Linked DNA regions of Mus musculus: region 2 is linked to region 1. A link is a loop called in an ENCODE intact Hi-C map of the cell type or tissue named here. Cell type or tissue: heart. All regions are shown on one strand. Links, peaks and the distances in the headings refer to the core of each region. The heading gives the core; the rest is flanking DNA.

Region 1 (15,611 bases), core at 4,868-12,867:
TCCTCAGCACTGGGGAAAAAATGTACACATTGTGGTGTGTGGTGAGCCATGCTTATTGACCTAGGTGCTGGAGAGTTGAAGTGGGAGCTTCTCTTGTGCCCACGAGTTCAAGACTAAGCCTCCTTAGCAGCATAGGGAGACCCTGTCATCTAAAACAAGAGAAAAAGAGAGAAAAGAAAAAAGGAAAAGTTCCTTTTTAGAGCTGGCTGCTTCTTTTATTCACATGTTTTAATTAAGCTCTCAAAGAGCCGAAGCATGTTCCTGCGGTGCCCTCCTCTTTGGCACTTCCTGTTACTCTCTGACTTAGTGCACCTAAATCTAACTACACTGACGTCACGGGAGCATCGACCGCCTTGGCTGTATTTGTGAGTGATGGGCCATTTGTACTTCTGAAATGGAGCTATAACCAGACCATATTAAACATTAATCTGACCGTGATAATAAGGCACATGAAACCAAATATCTAGCAGCAGGAAGAAGAAATGCTAATCTGGAAACTCCAGAGAGGGCAGTGTCTCTCTTCCACAAAAAGAAAAGAAATGCAATTAAAAGCTTGTTCATTTCAACCTACATGGTCTCTTCTTAAAATGTCAGCACTTTAGCCATGGCATTCCCTAAAGTCCTTACTCATTTATTTATTTGTCTATTTATTTGTATGTGGGGATGGAGATAGAACCTTGCTGTGTAACCCTGGCTGGGCCGGTATTTATGATGTAGCTCAGGTTAACGTCAAACTCCTAACAATCTTCCTGATTCAGTTCTGAGGGCTCAAACTACAGTGATGTCCCACCATGCCTGGCTTAGAACATCATTTTTATAAAGTATTTATTTACTTATTTATTTTGTGTATATGAGTACACTATCGCTGTCTTCAGACACCCAGAAGACCCCATTGCAGATGGTTGTGAACCACCATGTGGTTGCTGGGAATTGAACTCAGGACCTCTGGAAGAGCAGCCAGTGCTCTCAGCCTCTGAGCCATCTCTCCAGTCCAGAACATCATTTTTTAAAAAGCATCTCTTTGCTGTACTGAGGCCTTTCTAATTTGAGAGTCAGGACGCTGCCTTACACTGGTGAGGTGGCTTGTGTTGTAGGCCAGCGAGGGCTCTAAGCCTCTATGGAGGGCAGTGCGACCCAAGGGCCTTTGGATCTGTTGTGCGCGCAGTAGAGGGGCACGGACACGAACGAGCAGTGTGAACATTTTGAGTGGGGCGGCGCCCTGGCCTTGGTGGAAGCCTTGTGGGTGCAGCTTTTGTAGCCTGCAGGCTGCGTGTGCTCTTGGAAACTGGGAACCATTTTACCCCGACTAGCCAGATGGTGCTGCTCACGCCTGCCGCTCCCGACCTACAGTTCTTCTCTTCAGAGAAAACTGTTGAGAACGGAATTTGTTTCGGAAGCGACAGCCTGTTTCTTAAAACATTGGTGAGGTGGAAGAGTTAGCGCTCCGAATGCTGTTTAAAGTAGAAAAGAAAACAGGAGACCCGGCAGGCTTGCTTAGGAATGTAAAACGCACGCGTTCTTTCCATTGCGATCCTATCATGTAGTCCAGAAGAGTACTTGAGGCTCCCGACACCTGGTGACACTGTAAGGAGAGCCACCTGTCTGCTTTGACCTGAACTTGACTTACTAATAGAAGGAAAAGCATTCGGTCAGGTCTGTCTTAAACTAAGAAGCTTAAGATAATCAAACCATGTATTCAGGTCAGCTTGGACTTGCAAATGGCTCCACTGATGGCGGAGGTAGTGACTACCCCGAGACGCCATGTCACACTCACATTTTCTAAGGAAGAATAATTTGAGTACATGTCTGCAGGCTGTGCAGGCACAGAGTCCCGTCTGCCACTCATGGCATGGGCTTTCTTTTCTGTTACAATAAACATTGATTGTTAGAACAGAAGAAAATCAAGCAAAATCCCCCTCCTAATTTCATATATCAGCAATAGCCATAGTTTTATTTGACTTATTTTATCCTATTGACTTTTATTAGAAAGGGTCTTGTTGCATAGGTAGGTCTTTAACAACCATCTCTTAAAGGGCTGGGATTGCCAGAGTAGGCCAACACGCCCAGCTAGAGCTTGATTAACATGCTTTCAATTTCATTTTGCTGTTGGGGATTCAACCTAGAACCTCTCACATGATGGTCGAGTGCTCGCCTATCAATCCTACAGTGGTTGATTTAAACCTCTTCATCTTTAACCCGGAGTACATTCACTTGTCCCTTAGTGTCTGTAGGTGACTTACTCCAGGATGCCCTGTGGGTACCACAGTTTGCGGATACTCAAGTCTCTTATACAGCAGGATACAGCATTTGCATATAACCTGTCCACATGCACTCCTACACTTAAGCCATCTCTAGATGACTTACACTGCTTTGTACAATGGAAATGCTATAGCCTTTATACTTATTTTTTAGGGGACAGTGACAAGAAGTGTTTATGTACGTTATTCTGTATTAAGTCCATGTTATTTAATCATCCATTTTAATATACATATGTTGCATGGGTGTGTCAAATGCATAACAGTTACTCTTAGCCTTTTAAACATTGTAAAGTATGTAATCACATGTATCACTGTTGACGTAATCAATTTTATGTTTGGGCGTTTAGGTTTTTCCTAGCCTGGGCCAGTGTAAGCAGTTGGTCGATAGATGTTTTTGAAACACATTTTTCTAAATTTAGGATTTATTGTTTCCTTAAAACTGTAAAAGTGCTGGATGGTGGTAGCACACGCCTTTAATCCCAACACTCAGGGGCCAGAGGCAGGCAGATCTCTGAGTTGGAGGCCAGCCTGGTCTACAGAGTGAGTTCCAGGACAGCCAGGGCTACACAGAGAAACCCTGTTTTGGAAAACCTAAAAATAAAACAAAACAAACAAAACAAAACAAAACAAAAAAGCCCTCACCCCACCCCCCCAAACCCAAAGCAAAACCAAAACCAACCAACCAAACTTCTAAAAGCACAATTTGTCTTAAAGGATATTGCTAGTTGCCCCTTGGAAAGCTCATCTCAGTGGCCAAGGAGATGCTCTTTGGTGAAACGCTTTCCACACAAACATGAGGACCTGAGTTTAATCTCCAGCACCTACAGTAAAAGCTGGATACGATGGTGCATGCCCGTAATCCCAGCACCGGGGAGACAGAAACAGGGGGATCCTTGGGCCTTGCTGGCCGGCCAGCCTATATGAATTAAGTTTTGGGTCTAGTAAGAGATTCTGTAAAAAAAAAAAAAAAATGAAGACGGAGGAGGAGGAGGGGAAGGGAGGAGGAAGAGGAGGAGGAGGAGAAGAAGAAGAAAAGAAGAAGAAGAAGAAGAAGAAGAAGAAGAAGAAGAAGAAGAAGAAGAAGAAGAAGAGAAGAGAAGAAAAGAAAAGGAAAGAAAGAAAAGGAAAGAAAAGAAAAGTGATTAGAAAGACTCTTACCATTACCTCTGGCCTCCATGAGTGGAAGCAGGGTTGCTTTGCACCTGCTCACAAGCATGCAAATGCACAAATGTACAGAGAAGGAGATGGGGAGGGAGAGGGCAGGGGTAGGATAGGGACAGGGACAGGAAGAGACTAGTTCAAAGCTTAGTGTGGTAGCACAGGATGGTAACCCCAGCACTCATTAGTGGAGGCAGGAGAACAGGTTGGAGGCTAGCCTAGGCTACATATCAAGAGCCCACCTCTGAAACAAAATCAAACAACCCAATTCATTTCCCCAAATGTTTCAGATGCTGGTAAGGCCCCCCTGCCCCCTCTATCTTTAGACACCATTTCTCATTTCGCAGCAGTCTTGGCCCAGAGACGGAATGAGCTAATGAGATGACAGCTCTTCAGCACTGAGGTGTGAGCCAGCCCTTTTGTGGCTTCGGAACCCAGTGCTTCTCCCACTTGTGCGGGCTAAAGTGAGTCATTGTTGTGGGGCAGAATTTGCTGTGGGCTCCAGCACTTGCCAGGCTTGCTGAGCTATGTCTTGCTGCTGACATTTTATTTTATCGGCTCCCAGCATCACTGAACTATGAAAACATGGGCCATCTGTTCGGTACAGAGCACACACACATGAGCCTCTCTCCTGCACACTCCAACGCTCTTTCCTTTAGGTGTCATCCAGAGTTTTGGCCCATGTAGGAAAACCATAGAGAAGTGACATTTTTGAATTCTCCTTATCAGGTTAAAAACTCACCAGCCACCTGGTGGTCCCCTGGAAGAGGGCTACGACTGTCACCTGCATGTCATGGTTTTTCTACATAGTCCTGGAATAACAGGGCTCTTGAGTTTCCCTTTGGGTCAGGCTCTTCTGTGTGAGGTTGGAACTTTGGACTGAGTCTAGCTGGAGAAAGAATAGGAAGCTAAAGAAACGGGCAAACAAAACGTCATGATAAAAAGAACTCAGCCAGCCTGGGTGTGGGCTTAGTTCTACTTTGTAAATGACTCTCTCTCTCCCATCCCTCAGGAACACTGGTGAAGACATCCATCCAGGAATCAGGAGCTTTTTTACCTCCGGTAAAGAATAAATTCTCTGATTTGGTATTGCATGCAAGGGTATATACTAGTACACTGACGTCTTACAAAGCAAACAAAAACTGTTCTTTAAAATTCTTTGTGACAACTTGGTGCCTGTGCATAATTCTCCTGAGAACTCAGTGAACAGGAACCTTGAATATAACAAAGAAAAATTATGTTCAAGGGGAAGGCTTGAATGAGCTTTGGGATGCAGGGAAGTTCTGAGTGGCGGCTGAACTGTGTCAAGCCCTGGCTTTTGCCCGGGTGGAGCCTCTGCAGAGGAAGCAGTGGAAAGCCTCCATTTGTGCTGGCTTAGAAAGTTGATTCTTGGTGCTACTTCAGGCTTCTACAAGGGCATGTGACCCATCTTCTCTCTTTCAAATTATCTTTATTCTGCAAAGCTAAGACACATGTAAAATAAATTATACTTCTCATTCAAATTAAGTAAGAGTTGGAATAGCTATTTGTCTTAAACTCATTACTGTGACAGAGGAAAAAATTGACATTACTGGGAACTGTCAGCCGTGATGACTTTAGGCTGTGTCTATTGAGTGATTCACCTGCCAAAGGGAATGTTTAAAACAAACGAGAAGAAGAATGGATAAGTCTCAGAGAAGTATCCAGCATCTCTAATCCCTGCCTTTCTTTCTAGCACATCCGTGAAGAGACTTACAGGATGCAGAGCAAGCCCCTAGGAATCTGCTTGATCATTGATTGTATTGGCAACGACACAAGTAAGTGTAGAACCCCGGGATCCACTCCCTACAGCATGATCATGACCAAGCAAGGTGGATCTGTCAACATGGCAGATACCAACTGCAGTAACAAAGTACACTCTACTATGGTGCTTGCTTTTCAACCATGTCATTGTCTAGTGTGGATCGGGCTAAGGGAGCTTGTTATGTCATAGGGTCAGCCAGGGGTCCTGTCGTCCTTTGATGCCTTGGAGTCTGTAGAGTCCTCTGTATTTGACTGACTGACAGATGAGGGAGTAGAGACTGTGTAGCGGATCTCATCACAGATTTTAGAGAAAGGCCTGAGAAGGATGCACCTCATCTCTACCCACTTCCTATTGGTCATTACTTACATGGCTTGGGCTAACGACAACAGACATAGATAAATCAGTTGAGTTATGGGTTAGGAGGAACACGAGATGAACTTCGGGAGCACAACACTAGCTTTAAGTTGTGGAAGTTGGTGTGTCTTTGTGTGTCTTATCTGTGCATCCTGGATAATGTGGCTAAGGGTGGTCCTGGTCTGCAAGGGACATTTATAATGCAAGGCATTCTGGTTTCTAATATTGTCAGATGTTTCACTTCACCTGGATAGACCATGAAAGCCTTCCTTGGGGCTATTAAAAACATGGTGTCTGTGTTAACGTAGGGGTGTGGCTAGTGTTTGAACCACATGTGACTAAGATCTCCTCTCTGTTTGATCTACCTGTGAGCCTTCATTGTTTGGACCCGGTTGTTTGGCTCAGGTGTTGGATGTCTGGTGCAGACTGAACGAGGCAAGCCTAGATGCCTGGGATACGGCTGCATTTAATCACCTCTCCCTTCCTTCAGATGAGTGATCACTGTAGTTCACGACTTTCATGTCTCTCAACACTCCTTAGCATCAGTCAGAGAGATGCCTCACTTCAAATATTACCAAAGGGAGGTCTGTACAAAGACAATCTAAGAGAAGGGCGGATTAGCAAATATGAAATTGGATTTCCCAAGATTTCAGCTACAATCCCACTTTCTCATGTCCTATTTTGGTACATGAGAAATGTGTCTCTTCGCTATAGAGAAGAGTCCTTTCCATTTGTGATGGTTTGAATGAGAACGACCCCCATCGGCTCATATATTTATGTTCAGTCCTCTGTTGAAAAACCATTTGTGAAGGATTAGTAGGTGAAGCCTTGCTGGAGTACGTGTGACCTCGTTGGAGGAGGTGTGTAATTGAGGGGCAGGGCTTTGAGATTTCAAAAGCCCACACCAGGCCCAGTCTGCTGCCTGTGGATCAGGATATAAAGCTCTCAGCTATTGCTCCAGCACCATGCCTGTCTGCTTCCTGCCATGATGATAATGGACTAACCCTCTGAAACTGTAAGCAAACCTCCAATTAAATTCTTCTTTTATAAGAGTAGCCTTGGTCATGGCATCTCTTTACAGCAATAGTAACCCTAACCCTTAAGATGCCATTTTAGCTATTAGCATCAGTAGACAAATGAGGAAATAGCTCCTCACTGAGTCACTGACTGTTCTAAAGGACATTGTGGGATTGTTCTTTTACTTTTGATTGTAGTTGGCCTTGCTTCCTTCATCATCAGGAAATGTCTGAAGTACAGAGCTTTCTGTGTTGTACCCGTGTTTATGAGACTCATAAAGATCAAGTCACAACCTGCCATGAGTCATCAAGCCTCAGCTATTCATGACTAACACCCAGGGCCTGTGTTGGACGTCTGTTCCTGAGTTATGGGCAGCTGTATGTCTATGTGTGCATAGCTGTACTTCTCCCACTGTAGGAGAGCAGCAGAGTTGGGCCCTGGCAGTGATTGCCCGGATTTTAATCATGGCTTTGCTGTCTATCTTAGCTTGTGATGTGCGGGCTCAGTGTCTCTGCTAAAACGTGACTTCCTAACAGAACTTCCTTTATGTGATGGTTGGGAGAGTGAGATTATACTCATAAAGGACACAGGACAGTGTCTGGAATGAAATGTAAGCTAATGTCAGTGTAGTCCTTTCGAGGTTAACATCCTGGAGATGGAGTGTGTGACTAGAGGGGACCTGGCCCTACAGAGAAGGGCACGTCAGCTGCTCCTTCTCTCTGAGAGTCAGGGGTCTCTTGACTCATGCGCCTTTGAGAATAAAACAAGCTGCTGGCTTAGAGTCACTTATGGACTCTCCCAGCTCAGGTGGCTAATCTGCAGATAAGAGACGAGACGGTATGGGTTTGTTCAAATCGCTTTGTTTTGCTTTGGCGGCTGAGAGGTCCCAGTCCCTCTGTGAAGACAGACAGACAGACAGACAGACAGACAGACAGACAGAGAGAACACTTGCAAGTTTTTTAGAGGAAGTATTTTCTCCTCTGCTGCCGCTTCTGATATCTTTGTTATCTTTAACTGACTAAGACACACATTTGGTAGCAGACTTTGCAGTTTCCACTGTAGTGTCATGTGAAGAGACTTCCTCTTCTTACACTGACAGGCTAGGGGTTGCTCCATGCCTCCTTATGTGTTTTTTTTTTTTTTCTCCTTCTAACGGAACAAGTGGAACCTTGAATACACATTATTTTCTTGTAGTCACATTTATATAATAAGAACATTTGTGCACGGGGAAGTAGGGCGCTCATTAGGATTGGTCTCTGCTCATGAAGAAAAGGGGCAAGTGACACCCACAATAGTAGAGGGAAGTTGTGTTCAGAGGAATGGTAGACAAACCATTCGGGCCCCTCCTGGTTCTCATGTGATCAGTGCCCTGAGAATGGCTTCTTCCTGGGAACAGGAGTGTGGGATGAGGTACTCTTTGTTTTCTGGACATGTCTATCCTCTGGACTCAAGCAGCTATTTGCTTAAAAGCTTAATATTATTTTTAAAAATAATTTATTTTCATTTTATGTGCATTGGTGTTTTGCCTGTGTGCTTGTGTATGTGAGGGAGTCAGCTCGTGGTAGTTGTGAGCTGACATGTGATTGCTGGGATTTGAACCTGGGTCCTCTGGAAGAGCAGTCAGTGCCCTCTACTGCTGAGCCATCTCTCCAGCCCCAAAGCTTAACATTATTAATGAAATTTCTCTTTAAGGCCCTCACTTCACCAGGCCTAAACCTAGGGTGTATTTAAGAAGTGTGGGTCTATGGGCCCTTGTTGGAGGCCCTTGTATTTTAGAGTTTAAAAAGGTAGTGTGCTACATGTACATGTTCAGGGTAGCCCCTTTGACAGGTATGTTAATACTTAGGTTGCAAACCAAATGGATATTTACATGATATGGGATAGGAGTCTTCCTCTCCTGAGAGTCTTTCCAAGAAAATGACTTGGCAGAAACGACCCTAAGGTTGTTGAATGTTTGAGGTCCTAGCGCTCTGGGTGAGGGGTCATGGGTCTGAGTCCTGGCTGTCTTGGGCATACCAGAAAACTGTTTTGGGTTATATAGCATTGGTATTATTTTCTCCTGATACAATATCATCTGGAAAGAATTACCAGTAATCAACTTTGCATAATAAAGATTTATTATTATTATCATCATTATTATTATTATTGAGACAGGGTTTCTCTATGTAGCTCTGGCTATCCGGAAATGAACTTACTCTGTAGAACAGGCTAGCCTTGAATTCAGAGAGATCTGTTTGCCTCTGCCTCCTGAGTGCTGGGATTTAAGGCGTGCACCACCACTGCCCAGCAATATAGATTCTTAAAAGATGGTTTGTAGCTTTCTTCGAGTGTGTGCTTGAAGCAGTGAGGCCTTAGCTGGCCTAGGTGACCAAATGCAGAGTTGGATATGTGCCAGATGGCCCTGCTCCCACCCAGCTGTTGCCCCAGCTATGCCTTTCCTCACCAACATCTGCCCTGTCAGCGGCTTGTGTGAGGGACTTTCCTCTCCTTTGCCCTGGTTTTTCAGACTCTGGCTTAAGTTACAACTTCTCCCGCAACGCTCCAGTGTCCGAGATCACACTGCCCTTTGTTTCGGTGAGTGATTATTTGTCCTGTGACCCCACTAAATGATGAGACATCCAGTCACACATGTGTACACATGTGTTACCTTCATCTGCAGCGAGCTGTGTGCTTGGTCCGTGTCTCTTGTCATAGATTCTAGTAAGACAATAAGGGAAGCTTAGTAAAACTCAAGTTTGGGGGCTACAGTAGTTTGTTCCTCCCAGGTACAGAGTGTATGCATCTAGCCTCCCATAGAAAAGCCACAAACACCAGGTGGCTGCTTTCTGTCATGTGTCAGACTTCCCTGTTGGCTCAAATGGCATGGCAATTTTCATTTTCTTCCCTATTCTTCTCTTCCTGGTAGCTGCTGAGTTTTATAGCTTCCTCACCCTGTTTTGTTTGTTTGTTTGTTTGTTTGTTTCTTTTTTTAAATAAAAATTGAATTGTCCTCAAGCCTAAAAATGGAAAGGAAGGAAAGAAAGAAGGAGAAAGAAAGAAAGAAAGAAAGAAAGAAAGGGAGGAAGGAAAGAAGGAAGGAAGGAAGGAAGGAAGGAAGGAAGGAAGGAAGGAAGGAAGGAAGAACTTATTTTAGGATTAGATTGCTCAATGGGTAAAGGTGCATGCTTACAAATGTGTAGACCTGAGTTCAAATCTCTTGATCCCAAATAAAGGGCAGCATGTGTTGCCTGTAGTTCCAGCCCTCCTATGAAGAGATGAGAGAGCCTCTGGAAGTGCATGAGCCAGCCTAGTCTGACAGACACAGGACAGAACAGCAAAGAGATCTTCTCACACAGATGGCAGGAGGGAGCCCAAGGCTGACCTGTAACCTCTGTATGAGCACACACTCCGAAATCCACGTTGGCCTTGTCCTCCTTCCCTTCCCCACCTAGGATATCCTGCCCACTTTGGGTTTCACCTATTCACCGTATCTTGACTTATGAAGGGCACCCAGTAACTGATTGTAAATAGGCTGGCCAGACATTGCCTCTTATTTATTCCATGTATTTATTTAGAAGGTGCTAAGATAAATCTGCTTATATAACTCAAAATGAATTCTAAATGCGTAAATGAATGAATTCTAGATGAGCAAGGCCCAGGCATTTTCCTGAGCCTGTGATTGGCTCCTGGCAGCCTTGTGCCAACTGCAGAGCATCCGTGGTTTCTAAGAAGCAGTTGTAGCTGCCAAGCTGCAGCTGGGCTGGGCATGGGTTGTCCAGGGTGGGAGAAGGAGACGCGGTGCTTCTGTATTTTGTTAACGTTTTATTTTATAAAACCGACACCCAACTGTTTCTTCCTGTATTTGTAAGCACTGGTATGGTAGCTAAGCCATACATGGAGCACAGAGTCTGTCCACCCTAAGATCGTTTTAATTTAGAATAAGGAGACTTGCATCCAAGTCATAAGCAGTTAGGAAGAAGATGCCTGGCAGGGTCTCTGATTTACGGGTTGATATGCCGCCTTCATCTCCTTTAGAATTAATCATTTATGTTTGAATAAATGCAGTTTGGAAGTATCTTTACAGAAACCCCGCTGGGTTCTGCCGTTTTGGTTTAGGTGTTAGAATTATGCCCATTTCACAGATGAACAAATGGAGGCTCTCACTTACTCAAAGTTACACGTTCCCCCTCCCCATTCCTTACAGTGTATAAATCAGACAGTGCTACATGCTTGTCTTTGCTGGCTCACGGAGGAAAGGAATGTTGATGTACTGCTCCAGCTGGCATCTGTGCCTACCTGGTCTTGCCATCCAATAGAGGAAATGTCAGCGGTGATGGCCCACAACAGGCTGCTGACTGACTTGCCTTGCCATATCGGAGGATTGCTCTGTTTTGTCCCAAGCCCCATACAGATTTCGGATTTTTCTTGGTGGTGGTTGTGGCATGTGGGACCTTTGCCTTTCCCCTCTTGCTTTTGGGAAACATTTTCTGCGTTAGATTTTGCGTGCTTATCCTACACTTAGCCCCTCTGAGGCGGAAGCTGAGCCACTGAACCCGAGGAAAAGGAAGGTAGAGCAGCCTTTGCTCTACCCGAGCGCATCAGCCTGGGCAAGAGGGCTGGCTGGGCTTTCCACCAAGGCTTTACCAGTGAAGAGAGTTTTGAAGCTGGCCAGCCAGTGCATTGGAACCTGCATTTCCTTGGTTACTTCTGCTCCCTAGCGGAGAGAATACGCCATAGCAAGAGAAAGGAGCTAGCAGTGGGGCTGCGATCCTGTTAACCTGCTAGTCTTGTGGTGCTAACTAATTATCTGCAGTAGACCAGTTAAAAACACAATAACAGTGAAAAGCAGAAAACAGAGATTTAGTTCGTATGGCCACACTGGGAAGAGGAAAAAGAGGTTCGGTAACCCGTAATCCATGAGTTAGGTTTAAGTAGAAGGCAGGAGGTTTGCATAATGAAGCTGACCTAGGAAAGGTCGGGTCCAGCTCATCACCGTTGCCTGTGTTCGAGGCTCTCCTGCAAATCTGTCCGACCAGTCACCAAGCTTCAGCTCTTTCCTCCTCCCTGCATGAGATTCCGGGGGTAATTATAATATCTCGGGTCCGTTGTTTCAACTGTCTGGCACAGGCAGGGGCACATGCGTTTCTTTAGGCTGTCTCTATTCCTGCCGAGTGGTTAAAGTCCTAAGGTAGCTTCTCTCGCTTTCCTGTCTTGGACCTAACCTGGGTATAGTTCTGCACTTTAAACCTTGCTCGCACCCCAGGGCGACGGCTAGGGTGGGTCAGTGTGGTCGATCATTTCTACCACCCAGATCGTAGAAGGAGAAAGAGGAATCTAACAGGTAATCAGCAAACCTGTAAAACCGTGCCCTGCCCCCATTTCCTTAATAAGAGGCTTGCTAGTTGTGAGCTTAATGGTGTCTGCACTTTTCTATCTTTTTTTCAACATTAGAGAATATAACTAATTTCCAGGAGAGGGTGGGTCAGCAGAGGATAAGAGTATGTATAACTACAGTCGTGAGTAGAGATGATTGGGTCATTCTTACTGACAAGAGAGAGCATTATCTATCTAATAATGCATATAAATCACTCGACAACTAAGTGGCTGAAGCAAACTATTCACTTGATTATCGCTTACGGTTTTTGTGGGTCGGGACTTTGGGGATTCTTCTGGCTTAGAGTCTGTGGTGAGGCACTCAGCTGGGGCTAACTGAAGGCTTGACTGGGGTTGGAGGAGCCATTTGTTGCCTGCCTGGAAAGCTAAGGATCTTGCCAAGAGGCTCCAGTTGTCCCACATGTGGCCCTCTCCAAGACACTGCCCCCTGAGCTCTCATGTAAGACATTTTAAAACCACCTTGTCTTGGTACAGTGTAGGGCATGGAAAGTTCTAGTATATACTATGTATACACAGGCACCACTCATAGGCTGAGCAAATTCAATTTCAAACACTCAAGCCAGTTCTTTCCTGCCTCCTAGATCACTGCTCATGCAAAGCCGTCTTCCTTCTCATCTTTATTTTGTCCTTCTGTTCTCACCTGGCACCTAGAATACAAACTGAGGTTCTCCTCTCTCGCATTTATCGTTTATTTGTGGTTGGCCAAGCTGGGTGGGCAAGAAGGCTGAAGCTGTGAGTCTGGCTTGTTTGTGACTATCTGCACTTCATATGAATCCTACTTGGACAGTGCGCTGAGAACTGGTACTCAATAGTCATGTGACCTTCAGTCGTTTTCTCCCCTTGATCCCTTTCTGGGCAGTCTTATATCAGACGCTTGCTCTCAGTAGAAGCTAGACTGCTGTAGTTACTGTGTGGTTCGGTTTGGAGCAAACTTAGGATAGACTTCTGGAAAGTCCACACCACTGGAGAAGGGTTGGCGTTGGAGACAGGACGCAAGAACAAGTCCAGAGAGGTAGATGAACAGTCTGAATGGGAGGCACTTGCTGGGTCTCTGGGTTCAGGACAGAGCAGCTTTCCTGCCCAGCAAATTTTGAGGTAGAGGCATTTGTCAGATAAAGAACAGAAAAGCAGTGGGTGATGTAGAAGTTTTGAATGGGAAAGAGAAAGAAATGTCTATATTTTATTATCAAAGGTATGAATTGGTTTAAGAGGCTGTGTTTATTCTCCTAGTAAAGGCAAACTGGACAGATGAGAAAAAAGTGGACTTGATTGGACCTAGAGCCACAGAAACTTCTAGAATATGTGGAAAATCTTTTAGGCAATGGAATAAGACTGAACATTACTTATATTGTCTTTATTTCTATTGTTTAATCCTCACAGCACTCTTTCTGGTTGGTGGCTGTTAACACTTCCTCGAAAGCTAGGGAGTCTCACCTTTCTTACGGCCCTGCAGTCCAAGGGCAGGATTAGAAAGCAGGATTGTCAGGCTTACTACCGTGTACTTCCTTTCACAGCAAAGGCAGCCCAGGATGCCTAGACTAAGAGTGAAACTGGGCAATCTAGAAATAGTCCCGACTTAGATCTAAGGGCCTCTGTATAAGTCCACAGCAAGGGGAGGGGGAATTCATAACCCAGACTGCCATTTAAACGCACACCTGGATTTACACCCTGCAAACACTTCTCATTCCTCTGTACCTTGAGGAAAGAACCTTTTGAAGAACAAACCTTCTACTACAGTTTTCTTACACGCGTTCTCACGACCGGCCAGGAAGAACACAACAAACCAGAATCTTCTGCGGCAAAACTTTATTGCTTACATCTTCAGGAGCAAGAGTGCAAGCCCCAAGCCCAAAAAACGAAAGCGAAACCCCGTCCCTATTTAGGAGAGTTATCCTTCGCCTAGGACGTATCACTCCCTGATTGGCTGCAGCCCATGGCCGAGTTGTTGCCACGGAGAAGGCAGAGTACATGGGGTGGAGAAATACCCTTGGCACATGCGCAGATTATTTGTTTACCACTTAGAACACAGCTGTCAGCGCCATCTTGTGACGGCGAATGTGGGGGCGGCTTCCCACAGTTCCCCCTTTTCTATTAATAAGAGCAATAGGCCACCCATATTAATGAGAGTGGAGATAGAGGTCAAATCCCCAGTGTGCAGGTAAAGGAGCCGTACACATAACCTCCTTCCAGGCTCATCACCTAGAGGGGTCCTGGTCTGGTCCCGTGTTGTTTTTCCTGGAGGAAGGACACTTGAACACTCAACCTTCTTGAAAAATGACATGTCTCCCTAGAATAGGCTCATATATGCCGCAGAGCCCTTCTACTGCAGTGCTCTCTCTCGGGCTGCTGAAGCACACTCACTCTATCCCGTGCAATGAGACTAGCCTTGTGGGGTGCAAGAGCTGAATGGCCAGCGACCTATTGCTTAAGCATAGATAACCATAAATCAGGGGAAGCACCATGTTCTAGAGCTGCAAGTGCCTGGGCAATAGCCACCTTGTCTCTCCTAGTTTGGGCCTTAAGCTTACAGACCAACCAAAGAAGCAACACTAATCCACAGCAAAGTGTATCTCTAAATAATATCAATCCCACCCATTCTTTAAAGAAGGAAAATGCTGAGGAGATCCAATTGGGTAATCCTTTGGTCAGGGACAGGTCTAAGCGCGTGGAGTTGACCTGAAGTCTCAATTCCCGAAGGATCTGTTCAAATTCAGCCGTCCAATTCTGTAACATATACTGAAAAAGACTTTTTGACAAATTAGCTGCCCTAGTAAATTTCTCATACTGAATGGAAGTAATGGACAATCCCGGAAACTTTTGTTCACATCCCAGCTGAGTTATTTGCCATAATACATCTAGTTGTACCTGGACAAGATCTATGAGTTGATTAACCAGCATGAGACCACCCTGTATCATGACATTAGCTGAGGCCTGTTTATCTATGACTGTAGTCACTGAGGCTGACAAAGTGTTAATGGTGTCAGTCGTCTGGACCTGTCCAGACAGAGCCAAGGCTGTCTGAATCAAGGCCAAACCCAGTTCCTAGTTAGTGGTAAAAAAGCAGGGGAATACTTGAGCATTATACATTACCGGCATTGGGAGTGGAAATGTCGACATTATCCCCCAACGCTGCTCTCTCTTTATTATTGACGCCCTGGACATCACCAAGACGAGGGACATCAGTATTCCCTTGGTCAGTCTGGATTTTTCGGGTGAGTCTTTTTGGTATCCAAAATGGGTTGTCTTCATTCTGTGGGAAAGCACAAATAGCTCCCCTGGATCTTATCAAAATAGGATCCGGGCCATACCATTTATTATCAAGGACATTTTTCCATTTAACCATCTCATTGGGCCTATCTGGCTCTGAACAATGACGTTTAGCCGTAGTATGGCCATGAGCATCAATATTTAAAAAATTGAGTGTAAAGAGTGCCATAGACACAGACACTCTTGGTACTCGGGGTAGAGCCTCCTCGATTCCCCTCTTCTGTTTTATTAGATAGGCTTTGAGGGTGCGATGCGCACGCTCAACAATACCCTGTCCTTGAGGGTTGTATGGAAGTCCAGTCAGGTGGGTCACGTCCATCTGACGGCAGAACTGCTGGAATTTTTGAGATGTATAAGCTGGTCCATTATCAGTCTTAAGGAGTTTGGGTTTCCCCCAAGCA
Region 2 (15,611 bases), core at 2,636-10,635, 110 kb before region 1:
GATTCCTTGGCTCAGGGAGGAAGCCTCCACTTCCTAATACTGTTGCCCCGAGATTTACAACTGAAGAACAGACAGAGGGTTGCTGTGTGCTTGGCACCTGTGAGCAATATTAAATGGAACCCATCAAACAGTCTAACAGAAAATGCAGCAGGCTCTGGTCTAATGAGCTTTATGGAGTTTAAGATGGCCTTTGGAACCTCAGGCACTCTCTCTTCACCTCACTGGCTTATTCTAGAGACAGGAGCTGTGGTTGGGATAAACTTCTATGGGTGGATACCTACCTCAGTGATGTTAAGTTAAAACCAGAGGATGCTTCTGGTGGACAACATCTTACTCCAAGTTTAAATGCCCTCAGAACCAACACATTGTTTCTTGGCTTTTACAGTTAGCTGGTGCATGCTAGTTATAGGTCAACTTGAGACAAGCTAAAGTCATCTGTACATCCATTTCAGTAGTAACATGCATTACAGGAATAGAAATTTGGACGTATTCCCAAGGCGAAGAGTTCACGGAAACTTAGTCTCCTGGGTTTTAATCTTGGTTTGACAAGTTGCCTCTTACAAGTAGGAAAGGAAAGGAAAGGAAAGGAAAGGAAAGGAAAGGAAAGGAAAGGAAAGGAAAGGAGAAGAGAGGGGAGGGGAGGGGAGGGGAAAGGAGGGGAGGGGAGGGGAGGGGAGGAAAGGAAAGGAAAAAGAATAGAGGAAAATGGATTTTGGAACTCGACCAGGGACAGAGAGAAATTGAGAGACGTCTTGTTAATTCTCTCTGCCCCTACAGGAGAAATCCTTAGTTTTGGTTATATCACGTTCTCTATCCTCTTTGTATTGTCTATGTTTGGTGCACCAATCTGTCCACGTGTCAATTCATGTATGTTTTTGTTTCATTGTCTGAATGACTGTTGTTCTGTTTTATGTTGGAAAAAAAATGGTTAAAACTTTATCTGCTGACTCAGTTTCAGTTTGCACAGTGGAGCCTGAGAGTGACCCGTACTTTAGCCAAAAATCAAGCACAGCAGGAGAGGCCCTGCTGAAAAACTGTGTTTTTGTTTTTGTTTTTGTTTTTTTTGTTTTTTAAAGGAGTCTAAACCTCTTAGTTCTAAGGCAAATAAGCTGATAGTTGTTTTTTTCCTAGAAAATTCTCTGCAATAGTGATTATTGTGTTTAGCAAATGACAAAGTGCTTTTTATCTTATAGCTAGAAAAAGTAAAATTCTTTTTTTTTTTTTTTTTTTTTTTTTTGGGTTTTTGAGACAGGGTTTCTCTGTGTAGCTCTGGTTGTCCTGTAACTCACTCTGTAGACCAGGCTGGCCTCAAAGTCAGAAATCTGCCTGCCTCTGCCTCCCAAGTGCTGGGATTAAAGGCATGTGCCACCACCGCCCGGCAGTAAAATTCTTTGATTGGTATAAATTTATAAGATTCGTGTAGCTGCTTCTTTTTGTTTCTGACTGTTCTTAAAGGTAGAAATATGCTGTGCATGTCTTGGTCATAGAATATTGGCATATAAGTTATTGGGTATGATTAAAAGGCTGTAACATTGATAACAAGAAAGTTAGCTTTAAGTTGGGAACTCAGGGTTGGAGTCGTTTTAAACACGTAGCATAAGCCAGCCCAAGAAACTAGGCCTCTAAGGATACTTCTAATTCAGATAATATTTAATGTTATTCTTATCCTAGAAACTAGACTTACAAGAGATAAGATTCAAAACAATGTCTCTTTAGTAAAATATTAAAATTTACGTTGTCATGCATTCACGAATTGGCAGCCAAACTTTGTAACGTGAAAGTGATGTTTCTAGTATTGATTTTAAAGAGAATAATCTGCTTAAAATTGGGTTTTGCTTACCAAAAGTTTTATATATATATATATATATATATATATATATATATATATATATATTCTAATATATATATTCTAATGTTGCTTTAAAAACTTGAAAATTATGGTTAAAAATTGCCAATGTTCCATTGAGAGCAGTTTGCAGTTTGATTGCAAATTTAAGATCTTTAACTCACCCGTATATTATTAACTAAGATTAGTACAAGAGTAATCATCTTATGAGAGCACTAATACAACTCACTTCATACAAAACAAAGACAGTTATTTAGATATATTTGTCTTTGTACAAAAATTAGACCTTCATACAATCAATTTGGCAATGGCCGTTGCCTTGCATGGAACTAAATTAAAAGCAATTCTTTCACAGCACAAAAGTTATAAAGAACATTTTAACCATAAGTCATCTTAAGATAGACTGTCCAAAACTAGAGGCATAGACAGACAGTCGAATTGTTCCCCTAGAAACTGTCCTCACTGCAGGAGGGCTAAAACTCAAACAGTATGCTTGGATTAAGAAATACATTTGAGTTAATGCAAAACTCAGAGCAGCCTTGGCCAGGCTTATGCGGCATTTCTTTTGTTTTGCAAACCGTGCCTAAGAAAGTTCTTGAAACCTCACCTCTCCCTGCCTTCAGGGGAATTTCTTTTTAGCTAAATGACCTTGTTTCATATCTACCCAGGTGTTGTTCATAGTAAAATTTAAAGTTTAAATTTAAGATTTATAAAAGGTCAATCAGGCTATAGAACTTATAAAGGCATTACAAGCTGGCTTGCCTACTTTATATAAAATTATGATAGATTTGAAGGTTTGTTTTTTCCTTTGCATCCTGATAATTGTAAGGGGTTTGCTTCTAGTGAACTAGTGATCACTGGAAAATTTTGCCTCTAGGTATGGCTAATACAGCTTTACATTATGTAAGAAAATTATTTGCTATCTCTGATTCAATATAAGAAGCTAAGAGTTTGAATCTTTCAGTATATATTGTTTCTTAAGTGGAAAGTATTTTATTAACAAATGCCTCTAAAGAAAAGTTTACTTCAAATCTTTGCTTTCACATAATGAACTTTAAAGCTCTGGGGAGTTGCTTTAAAAAAAGAGATTCAGAGGCAATATCTTTTAAATATTTAGGGTCTTAGTTATCCTAGAAAAATTGTGGTACAGAAAATTTAAGAAAGAAATGATGATTTGCTTACTTCAATTATTTTCGAAAGCTTACAGATGTTAATTGGCTAAGACCTCACCTTAAACTCACCACAAGAGAAATTAAGCCTTTGTTAGGTGCTATCAAGTGAGATTCAAATTAACTGGTGAGAAACAAAAAGGTGAAAGACTCTGAGAGGAACCCCTCCCTCAGGCCTCAGGACAACAGCGGACACCCAAGAACTCACGATAGACCGAGCTTGTTGCAAACCACATGAGGCTTTATTCGGGGAAAGCCAGAGCTCTGGGGAGACTCATATCCCACGAAGGGGTAGAGGAGTTGACCTCAAGGGGAAAGAGGTCCCAGTTTTTATAGGCCCTCAGGGGAGAAAGGAGAAGGGGGGGAAGTAGGGGATTTCCAGATCTAAACAATGTCTATTCTCAAGAAATGGGTATGGGAGGGGTACAAGGAAAGAGTCTGGTGCAGGTGTAGCAACTCAGGATTGGCCAGGCTGTGGTTGCTGGGGAGATTTTCTGACTCTTTCTCAGCAACCAAAATCACAAACACCTGGCAATGGGCTTCATCAGTGGGCACACACATGGGTTCAAGGAATGGTCAAAACATTGGCAGACACACAGGTTCAAGTAGTGGCCAGAGCATTGTGCTCCTCTATTTTTCTAAATCACTGAAGCTAGTTCTGGTAACAGTGACATCTATCTTGCCAATTTCAGGGCTTCTGTGACTTTTTACATTCTGTCAGGATCTTTCAAAGGTTTTGTAGAAAAAAGAGAAGATTCTGTGATCAATTGTTATCAATTGTAATCAGTAGTAATCAAATATTAGGAGCATATTCTAGTTATTGTTACTCAATTTGCACACAGCAATTCTTTGGCAAAAAGAACATTAATGTAAAATCATCTTTCTTCACCCCGAAGTAAAGGTTTAACAACTTATTATAATGCTGAAATTTAGATACCAAAAAACTTGCTGAGCGAGTGCCTTATAATATTCTACAACCAGGCAAATTTATGCCTAGGTGAAGAGTAAGCATCCACATACTGACACGTGGTATGATCCTATTGAGATATTTAATATGGGGAAGAGGACATGTTTGTGTTTTTTCCACAGAATGCTGCAGGAGCATGCTAGCTGCCACAGTGATTAGTGAGACATGCTGATGCTGGGACAAAGAACAATGCTGACCTGTGAGCTTGCTGAGTGCCCTGACAATGAAGACAGGAAGGCTGTTTTGGACATAAGTTCCTGATCTCAGATTGGACAAGCTGCCTTGCTTCAAGATTTTAGACCTTGTGGGAATGAGAACATGGAGACTGGAAACTGCCTTCAAAAACTTAATCATAATGAGAAGTTATGATGAATCTTCTCTTTCCTTTAATGTGACCAGTTATTTCTACTTAGTTATGGACTGTTCTAATAATCAATCCAATATTAGAAATAGTTATTTCTTCATTTGGAAGGCTGGTCTGGTCATTTTTAGAAACAGATTTGAAAGTTAGCTACAGTTCTCTATGATGCTATGTTAGCAATGGATTAAAACAGGATATAGCAAATATTAAGGCTAGGTTAGCAGAAATTTCACATATTAGCAGAAGTCCTTTGGATACTTGGAACATTGATGAATTGGCCAGAGATTTAAAGAATAACCTAAGTGCTTTGAATCTCTTGGATTGGGTTTATTATATAATCTTGCTTGCTATTATTATTGGCATTATTTTATTTCAATTGTGTTTCCACTCATCCTTAGAGTTCTGAGATCTGTAGTTATGATAAGGCGGACATTCTGGAACCCCTTTCTAAAAGATAAAAGAAAGAGGGAACTGCTACATCCACTCCAATAGTGACACGTGTGACAGGACTAGAAACCTGGACGCAGTTGTGAGGTTAAAAGTTCATAGAAACTTAGTTTCCTGGAACCATGGCATCCTGTATAAATAATGCTCCAATGTCCTTGCTTTAGTCGTTGAACAGATCTGTGTGTTTCCCCTCAGTATTGTTTAATTATAAGTGCCTCCAAGCAATGACTTGCCAAATACCTAAGCATAATCAAACTTTGTTTCCTGGCCTTAACCAATGCGCTAGGTAGTCCTTGAGCTGACCATGAGCTTTGAATTCAGTAAGAATGTTGCCTATTCAGTGACATTCAGAATTGCTTCTAGTTTTGTAAGAGAGATAGTGAAAGAAATCAGGCATTACTATCTACTACATAGAGTTAGAAATCCCAGGGCAAGCTTGGCAAAGTAAGTTTAGTATTCTTATTACAGTTATGTGTAGCAGACTACATTACTTATTTGTAGAAAGTCCCCCCACACTATTACTTAGAATAAAAGCCAAGTCGCTCCCATATACAGAAATTTACAATGGTTTAGGAAGTAGAGCGGGCTGTGGTTTCAGAGTATTGCATTATTTATGAAAAGGTTAGCTAGAGTGGAACTCCCTAATTAGAACCATGAATTGGGCGTGAAAGCCCTTGCCACGGGAGTATACTGGCTTCTAAGAATATAGCTAACCTTAGAGAGAGCTGACATGTCTCAGTTGTTTTATTGCCCAGTTCCTGCCAGTCTTTGTGTTTGCATTCTTCTGTTTTGTGTTAGAGTCATTAAGCATCCAATAACCTCATTGTACGTTGCCAATATGTCACCTAACTTCCCTATTTTCTTCTGTATAAAAAGTTTGATGTTCAATTTGACGAATTACATTCAGATACAGCACACTCTCGTGTCCCATATTTGTTTGTCATTTCTCGCCAACTCTTTGCAAACCTGTCTGGAACCCTGAGTTCTCCCGTGGACTGAGGGGGCCACCTCAGCAATCTGAAAGAAGGGAGCTTCAGCTGAGAAATGGGGCTTTAGGCAAGCCTGTAGGGCATTTTCTTTCTTTCTTTCTTTCTTTCTTTCTTTCTTTCTTTCTTTCTTTCTTTCTTTCTTTCTTTCTTTCTTTTTTTTTTAATATTTATTTATTATTATATGGAGGTACACTGTAGCTGTCTTTAGATACACCAGAAGAGGGCATCAGATCTCATTACGGATGTTTGTGAGCCATCATGTGGTTGCTGGGATTTGAACTCAGGACCTTTGGAAGAGTAGTCAGTGCTCTTAACCGCTGAGCCATCTCTCTAGCCCCCATTGTTGGAGGTGGCCCCACCCATTGAGGATGGTGCCATCCCTCAGGCAGAGGGTCCTGAATGCTATAGGAAAGCAGGCTGAGCAAGCCAGTGAGCAGCATCTCTTCATGGCCTCTGCTTCAGCTCCTGCCTCCAGGTTCTCACCCAGTTTGACTTCCTGTCTTGGCTTCCCTCAGTGGATGGTTATTCAGGATTTGTAAGCCAAACAAACCCTTTCCCCCCCGCACGTTGCCTTTGATCATGATGTTTCATCATTAATGACCCTAAGAAACAGCTCCCTTACCTGTTTCCTAGACACCATGGACTTCCAGTAAGCATTCAGAGTGAGGTTTTGGCAGCATGAGAATCACTGAAAGCATTTTTGGATGCTATGGAATAAATGGATGAGATCTGGGTATTCAAAGTGCAGCTTAAAGGGCAATAGTGAGAAACAATTGCATTAGGGGATGAGGTATCTATGAAAACAGAGGAAGACCCAGGCATGCTCCTGTGCTCACTGAATGCTGCCTTGTTGGAGCTGACTGACCACATGGAGAAGGCCCTCAGAGTAAAGATAATGGACATTTGTGGCAGGCAGAGAAAAGTTGTCTACACAAGTTGAAAGACACTTTAGGAACTGATTTTTAAACTCGTGTCATCCTAGACAGATCTGACTTTATGCTGGCTTGTGGAATTTGTCATAGCTATCTAGTTAATGCTACCATTTCTGATCAGGCTTGTGATGATTGCTGGTGTGGACAACCTTCCCACTGAATGAGCCTTCACTAGTGATGGGGGTCAGTCTTTAGTAGGCAGAGACTAAGCGCCACATTGATAATGTCCATACTTTATGCCAGATGCCTTGAAATGTCTTGGAGGAAACCCTAGAGTCAGAAGGCGGAAGGAAGTAATCTCAGGAAGTAGAGGGAGAGAGGGATCTGGGAGGGAGAGAGGAGGGGGAGAGGAAAAGGGGGTCCGGTTCAGATATGGGAGTAGATGGGGGAGATTTTCAAAGGAAGTATGTAGCGGTGGGTGAGGGGGACCTGGGCATAGCCACTAGAAAGTTCCAGATGCCAGGGACCCAAGAGGTTCCCAGGACCCAGCAGCGAGGACATTAGACAAAATACTCAACAAAGGGAAGATAGAACCTGTAGAGATCCTATCCAGTGGATAGACACAGCCCCTGGTTGATGGATGAGCCACCCTCCTACCTCAAAAATATTAATTCAGAATTCCTCTTATCAAAAGGAAATGCAGGGACAAAGAGTGGAGCAGAGACTGAAGGAAAGGCCATCCAGAGACTGCCCTACCTAGGGATCCATTGCATCTGCATACACCAAACCCAGACACTATTGCTGATTTCAACAAGAGCTTGCTGACAGGAGCCTGGTATAGCTGTCCCTTGATAGGGTCTGCCAGAGCCTTACCAATACAGATGCTGATGCTCACAGCCAAACATTGGACTGAGCATAGGCACCCAATGGAGGAGTTAGGGTAAGTATGTGAAGGAGCTATAGGGTTCACAACCTCACAGGAAGAACAATAATATCAACCAACCAGACACCTCAAAGTGCCCAGGGACTAAACCACCAACCAAAAAGTACACATGGAGGGACCCATGGCTCCAGCTGCATATGTAGCAGAGGATGGCCTTGTTGGGCATCGGGCATCACTAGGAGGAGAACCCCTTGGTCCTGTGGAAGCTTGATGACTCAGGGTAGGGGAAAACTAGGGCGCTGAGGCAGGAGTTTGTAGGCAGGTGGGGGAGCACCCTCATAGAGGCAGGGGAGGGGATAGGGGGTTTGCAGAAGGGAAACTGGGGAGGGCGATAATATTTGAAATGTAAACAACTAAAATAACCAATAAATAATGAAAAAGAGTATGTAACATTTCTGAGATGAGCTGGAAAAAATTATGAAAAAGTTTTTCTTTTTCTTTTCTTTTTCTTTTTTTTTTTTTTTTTTTTTTTTTTTTTGGTTTTTTGAGACTGGGTTTCTCTGTATAGCCCTGGCTGTCCTGGAACTCACTCTGTAGACCAGGCTGGCCTCGAACTCAGAAATCTGCCTGTCTTGCCTCCCAAGTGCTGGGATTAAAGGCATGTGCCACCAAGCCCTGCATGAAAAAGTTTTTCAATATCTTAAAAAATATAAGGCTCGGTGGTACTGGAAAAATGGATCTGAAGTCAAGGTTGCTTGCTGCTCTTTCAGAGGACCTGAGTCTGTTTCCCAGCACACATACCACATCAGACGTTTCACAAACAGCAGTAACTCTAGTTCCATGGGATCTGACATGGCTTTCATGGGAACCCACATGCATCTGTGCACACGCAGAGACACGTTTTCTTAATTAATGCCACCATGTAGGGGCAAGTGGACTCACATAAAGAAATACAGTCAACCTTATACCAACATATTTTATAAACAGTGTAACTCTAGTCTTATGAGAAGTTATATGGTCTCCATGGGTATCCAGGTCCATATGTTCATGCATACAGACATACATTTACAGCAAAATATAAAACATATATATACATATGTGTGTGTGTGTGTGTGTGTGTGTGTGTATACACACACAGATAGAGGTATACACACACACACACACACACACACACACATATATATATGTAGAGAGAGAGAGAGCCAGATATGGTAATACATGATGCACATCACTAATCCCAGCACTTGGAGAGGCAGAGGCAGGAGGACCACTGTAAGTTTTGGGCCAACTAGGGCTACATAATGAGACTCTGTCTCAAAAAAAAAAAAAAAAAAAAAAAACCAAAAAAAAAAAAATGGTGTTGGAGGGTGGGGAGACATACAGCAACGGAAAATACAATAATATCCTAACAGTACATAACTAACTTTATTTCTTCATTAAGAATAAGGGGACATGACTACAGTTCTATGGAGCTTTCTAAGTCTGTGATCCTATGGTAGAACTAGAAGTGTATTTATAACAGGCTGGCATGAGTGACTCTCAGATTATCTGTGAGGTGGTAAAATCTTGATGGGGTTCATAAAATGAATCTGGGGACAGTATGTCACTAGATATTTTGTGGGAAACTCTTTAAAACATTATTTAAAAGTTATTTTTTGTTTATGTTTTAAAGACATGTTTTCCCTATGTAGCCCTGGCTGTCTTGGAATTTGCTCTTGTAGACCAAGCTGGCTTTGAACTCACAGAGATCTGTTTACCACTGCCTCCAAAGTGCTGGGATTCAAGGTGTGTACCATCATGCTTTTCTAAAAGCCACCCCCCCCCCCCGCTTTTTTAAAAAAAGATTTATTTACTTATTTTATGTATGTGAGTACACTGTTGCTGTTTTCAGACACACCAGAAGAGGGCATTGGATCCCATTACAGATGGTTGTGAGCCACCATGTGGTTGCTGGGAATTGAAATCAGGACCCCTGGAAGAGCAGCAGTCAGTGATCTTAACCACTGAGCCATCTCTCCAGCTCCCTAAAAGTTCTTGATACAACATTTTTGTCTTCTCAACATGCTCTCCTATATAAAAGGACATATATACTGTTAAATTTTAGTTATCCAAGTATTATTTATAAGAACTCTGTAAGAATGAGAAATAAAACTTGATACACAAGAAAAAATAATGTCATATACTAGTGAATGAATGAATTAAAAGTTTGAGCTGGGTCTGGTGAACACAGGCCTAGAATCCTAGAATCCTACTTGAGAGGCTGAGGTTAAACGACATTTTTACCATGGGTTGTAAGAATAGAGGTTAGTAGAGAAATGCTCTGGGAAAGAGTAAGACATACCCGAGTATTGTTACAGGCTCTGCCAGGGACAGCTGTGTCCTATTATTTTATGGGATATATATTCTGTAGCTGAGTTACATGGTTTTACACTTTTCCTTTATTATTTTGTGTGTTCCATATCTGCATTGACATGTGTACAGCATCGCACACACGTGGAGGCCACTGTGTGGGTGTGGTTTTTTTCTTTTTCTTTTTACTTTTACAAGTCATCAGTCCTTGGGAGCAGGGAAAAATATTTACTAGTTGTACCACCTGTTCCAGTCCTTAAGTAACAAGTTTTAAAGTGTAGTTTAGATCGGGGCTTAAAGGCTAAAGGCTTAGTTTTAATGTTATTATGTTTATGTGTGTGGGCACACATGCCCTGGCACACGCGTGGTTACCAGGGGACAACTTGTAGAGCTGCTTCTCTCCTTTGCTTCCTGTCCTCTTCCACCACAGGGCCTTCGCGGATGGGGCTGGGGTGGTCAGGTTTGGCAGCAAGCACATTTACCGGGGGAGACATCTCCTTGTCCCAATCATGCTTGTGAAAGAAAATAAAACTGTAATTCATTTAATGTATGTTAAATAGCCCAAAGAGTTGTTTGTGAGCTTTGAAACCTGGGGCTGAGAACATAGCAGAACAGACCAGGACATGCCCGGGCAGGCCCATCGCCTTCCTAGCTCCCACCCCTCTGACCTAAGTTAAATGTTACAGGCTGCTGATGTTTAAATGGACCAACCATGTGAAACTGCGCCAATTCCTCCCCCAGCCCCACTCCTTTTCTATAAAAACCCCTAGCTTCCAAGCCTCGTGGTTGAATCCACTGTCTCCTGTTGTGTGAGATACGTTTCGACCCGGAGCTCCGCCATTAAAAAACCTCTTGTTGTTACATCAAGGTGTTGTGTTCTATTCGTGATTCTTGGGTGCACGCCGAATCGGGAGCTGAGTGGGGGTTTCCCCACTGAGTTCTTTCATTTGGAGGCCCCAGCGAGATCTGCGTGACACCCAGGAACCCCGAAGGACCCCTTGGAGGTGCGTTTGTTTGTGTGAGTCTTGTTATGTTGTCTGTTGTCTAAGTGTCTAAGTGTGGCACTGCTGAATTTGTGTCTTAGTTTTTCAGTTTTGAGATTGTGGGTTTGAGCCCCACCTGTGTTACCAGTTCTGGTATTCTGTATTCTGGCAGCTGCCACCTCGGACCGTAAGGACCCTAGTGGCTGTGGGAAGACGACGGTCTATTTCCCCACAGGCTGCACCCTTGGAAGACATTCCAAGGGAGACCCTGGAGTGCCCGGGGTACAGAACAGTCAGGAGGACCTGGCTGTTGCCTGGCAGAGTGAAGAAGAGTGAGTGCTCTTCCTGCCAGAGGAGTGGAGCGGAATCCCACTCCATCAGAGGTAGCGTTTGGCTGGTTGTGTAAGTCCAGATGCAGACGAGTGTGCTTGGATGTCTTAGTGTTTTCCGTCTCTGTCATTGTGTTGTGTTTACTCTTATTCTTCACTATGGGACAGACCGTGTCTACTCCTTTATCTTTGACTAAGGACCATTGGACGGACGTTAGGGCTAGAGGACAAAATTTGTCAGTAAAAGTGAAGAAAAAGCCATGGATGACTTTCTGTTCCTCAGAATGGCCTGTTTTTGGAGTAGGTTGGCCAGCAGAAGGAACTTTTTACTTACCCACCATAAGGGCTGTGAAGGCCATTGTTTTTCAGGAAGGGCCAGGGTCGCATCCAGACCAACAACCGTACATCATGGTATGGGAGGACTTGGCACGCTACCCACCCCCGTGGGTTTGCCCATTCCTCCCGCCTCTCTGCCCTGGCACCAAGATTCTAGCCATCGGAGAAAATGGTGAGAAAGAAAAACCGAAACCACCGCTCGGGAGAGATGATGATCGCAGCACACCAGTGACGAAACCCCCCAAGATCTATCCAGAGATTGAAGAACCCCCTGAGTGGCTCGACACCCCTCAACCCCCACCGTATGCTCCCCAGCCCCAACCTTCAGCTCCCTCGGGACCCCTGCCTCAGGCCCCGGCCGGAGGAGGGGGTCCCTCCACAGGAACAAGGAACCGGCGAGGAGTCACCCCTGAGGGGCCTGCGGATTCAACCGTGGCGCTCCCCCTCAGGGCTATTGGGGCTCCCCCTGCCGATCCAAATAGTCTACAGCCCCTACAGTATTGGCCTTTTTCCTCTTCTGACCTCTATAACTGGAAAGCTAATCATCCCCCTTTTTCAGAAAACCCTGCAGGACTCACTGGGTTGGTTGAATCATTAATGTATTCACACCAGCCGACCTGGGATGACTGCCATCAGCTTCTGCAGACTCTATTCACAACCGAGGAGAGAGAGAGGATTCTCCTCGAGGCTCGAAAAAACGTCCGAGACGAGGCTGGGCGCCCTGTCCAAACTCCAGCTGAGATAGATAAAGGATTTCCGCTAACCCAGCCCCGATGGGATTATAATACGGCATCAGGTAGGGAACGACTGTCCAATTATCGCCGGGTCCTAGTGGCGGGTCTCAGAGGTGCTGCCCGGCAGCCCACGAATCTGGCCAAGGTAAGAGAGGTTATGCAGGGAGCGACTGAGCCCCCCTCAGTCTTCCTTAAAAGGCTCATAGAGGCTTATAAGAGATATACCCCATTCGACCCCACGTCTGAGGGTCAAAGGGCCTCAGTAATTATGGCCTTCATTGGCCAGTCGGCTCCTGACATTAAGAAGAAGTTACAGCAAATTGAGGGCTTGCAGGATTACACCATAAGGGATGTAGTTAGAGAGGCAGAAAAAGTGTATCATAGGAGAAAAACAGAAGATAAAAAGTTAGAGAGAGAGAAAAGAGAGAAAAGAGAAGAGGAGGATAGGAGAGACAGGAGGCAAGAAAAGGTTTTGACTATGATCCTGGCCGCAGTAGGAGAAAGAGATAATGGAAGAAGAGGTAGACAGTCAGAGAACCTGGGAGACAAAAGGCAGCAGGGACCAAAGAGACCCAGAGAAGGCGGGCAGCGCCTGGAGAGGAACCAATGCGCGTATTGCAAGGAAATGGGCCACTGGAAGAGCGACTGTCCGAAAAAAAAAAACAAGAGGTAAAGGTGCTTTCTCTTGGAGAAGATAAAGACTAGGGGGAACGGGGCTCGGCCCCTCTCCCCGAGCAACTTTAGAAGTGGAGGGGACCCCTGTGGACTTTCTAGTTGACACGGGAGCCGAATTTTCAGTACTCAAAACACCTCTAGGAAAAGTAAAGAAAAATGAAAAAACCTTGGTGATCCGGGCCACAGGACAAAAATCGTATCCATGGACCACATCCTGAGTAGTAGACATAGGGCAAAATCGAGTAACTCATTCGTTTCTAGTCATTCCAGAGTGTCCTATGCCTTTATTAGAGAGAGACTTACTAACCAAGTTAAAAGCACAAATAACTTTCACCTCTCATCGACCGGAGGTTTTCTGGGGAATAAAAGCGCCCCAGACTCTAGAGCTGTCTTTACAACTAGGGGAGGAATATCGACTTTACCAAAATAAAGTAAAGCCCCCTGAGGGATTACAGGACTGGTTAAATCGATACCCTCAGGCATGGGCAGAGACGGGAGGAGTGGAGATGACAAAACTGGTCCCCCCCATGGTGATTGAACTTAAGTCCGGGGCCACCCCTATAGGGGTCCAACAATATCCCATGAGCAGAGAAGCTCAAGAGGGTATACGCCCCCAAATTAACAAACTGCTCCAACAAGGGATTTTGGTCCCATGCAAATCCCCTTGGAACACTCCTCTACTTCCAGTAAAAAAACCAGGGACCAGGGACTACCGTCCAGTACAGGACCTTAGAGAAGTCAACAAGAGAGTTCAAGACATACACCCCACGGTGCCAAATCCTTATAACCTCCTCAGCACCTTGCCACCTGGTCGGACATAGTACACAGTCCTGGATCTCAAAGACGCTTTTTTCTGTTTGAGGTTACACCCCAACAGCCAGCCCTTGTTCGCTTTCGAATGGCGAGACTCCGAGAGTGGACAAGCCGGACAGCTCACATGGACGAGGCTGCCTCAGGGATTCAAGAACTCGCCCACTTTGTTCGATGAAGCCCTACACCGAGATCTTGCTCTTTTCCGAGCCAATAACCCACAGGTGACTCTTCTGCAATATGTAGATGACCTGCTCCTAGCTGCAGAAACACGCGAGGACTGTGAAATTGGGACCCAAAACCTCCTGGGCGAGTTAGGTAAGCTGGGGTATCGGGCCTCTGCTAAAAAGGCTCAGTTATGCCAGATAGAAGTGACCTACCTAGGATATGTTTTGAAAGATGAACAACGGTGGCTCACAGAAGCCAAAAAACAAGCTGTTATGCAGATCCCGACCCCAACCACTGCTCGCCAGGTAAGAGAGTTCCTGGGGACCGCCGGGTTTTGCAGACTCTGGATTCCCGGATTTGCCACACTGGCAGCTCTCTTGTATCCACTAACCAAAGAGAAAGGGGAATTCACCTGGACCAGAGAACATCAGCTAGCCTTTGAAACTCTCAAAAAGGCACTGCTGCAGGCTCCGGCATTGGCCTTGCCAGATTTAAACAAACCTTTCACCCTATACATTGATAAAAAAAATGGAGTGGCAAGGGGAGTCCTTACCCAGGTTTTGGGACCATAAAAGCGCCCGGTAGCCTACTTATCAAAAAAACTGGACGCTGTGGCCAGTGGATGGCCCTCCTACCTGCGAGCGATAGCAGCCACGGCTGTGCTAGTAAGAGATGCTGACAAATTGACTATGGGCCAGAATGTTGCTATAGTGGCCCCACACTCTCTTGAGAGCATCATCAGGCAACCACCGGACCACTGGATGACCAACGCCCGAATGACGCACTACCAGAGCCTATTGCTGACAGAGCGAGTAAGTTTTGCACCCCCAGCCATTCTCAACCCCGCCTCCTTACTACCTGAGGCTGACGAGGCCCCTGCACATAAGTGTGAAGAAATACTGGCAGAAGAGACTGGAATCCGGCCAGACCTCACAGACCAACCTTGGCCAGGGGCGATGACTTGGTTCACGGACGGAAGCAGCTTTGTGGTAGAAGGTAAGCGGAGGGCTGGGGCAGCAGTAGTAGATAAAAAGGCTGTCATATGGGCCAGCAGTCTGCCGGAGGGTACATCAGCTCAAAAAGCGGAACTAATTGCATTAATTCAAGCCTTAAGGCTGGCAGAAGAAAGGGCTCTTAATGTCTATACCGACAGCCAGTACGCTTTTGCCACGGCTCATGTTCACGGAGCAATATACCGACACCATGGACTGCTGACGTCTGCCGGCAAAGATATCAAAAATAAAGAAGAAATTCTCAGCTTATTAGAAGCTGTTCATTTGCCCCGTAGGGTGGCAATTATCCATTGCCCAGGACACCAGAAGGGAACTGGGCCCGTTGAAAAGGGAAATCAAATGGCAGACCAAGAAGCTAAAAAAGCAGCCCAAGGGCCAATGACTCTGGTGGTGAGAACCCAACAGCCCGCTGCTGAGGAAATAAATAAAAGAACCCTCACAGAAGAAGAGGGGCGAGATTACTTAGCTAACATACACCATCTGACTCATTTAGGAACTAAAAAATTACTAAAATTGGTTAGTAAGTCCCCCTATTACATTCCTGGATTAAAAGGAATTGTAAAAGAGATAATAAAAAACTGCCGTGCTTGTGCACTTACCAACGCTGGGTCTAGCAGGCTCCAGGAAGGAAAACGACTGCGAAGAGACAGACCTGGAGCCTACTGGGAAACTGACTTCAC

The links. Hi-C counts contacts between places; a loop is a spot of excess contacts. Peaks named below come from ENCODE experiments on the same cell type or tissue, not always from the same donor. Only the 100,000 strongest peaks of a DNase experiment are listed, where the experiment ranks them.
Region 2: a loop joins it to region 1, with 2.5 times the contacts of the local background. A loop is called at or near these places in 3 of 42 quality-filtered maps.

What each region holds. Positions count from the first base shown.
Region 1 is chr1:58,735,835-58,751,445 of GRCm38, forward strand. It overlaps Cflar (CASP8 and FADD-like apoptosis regulator), which reads left to right. Exons shown (of 10, transcript NM_207653.6): 7 at 4,429-4,478; 8 at 5,131-5,212. Among named protein-coding and RNA genes, the nearest start is that of Cflar, 30 kb to the left of the region's middle. In heart, for the core only: a CTCF peak has its summit at 11,275; DNase peaks (open chromatin) are centred at 8,997 and 11,227.
Region 2 is chr1:58,630,366-58,645,976 of GRCm38, forward strand. It overlaps the pseudogene Gm18802. Among named protein-coding and RNA genes, the nearest start is that of Ndufb3, 52 kb to the left of the region's middle. In heart, for the core only: no CTCF peak of the experiment used is centred there; no DNase peak of the experiment used is centred there.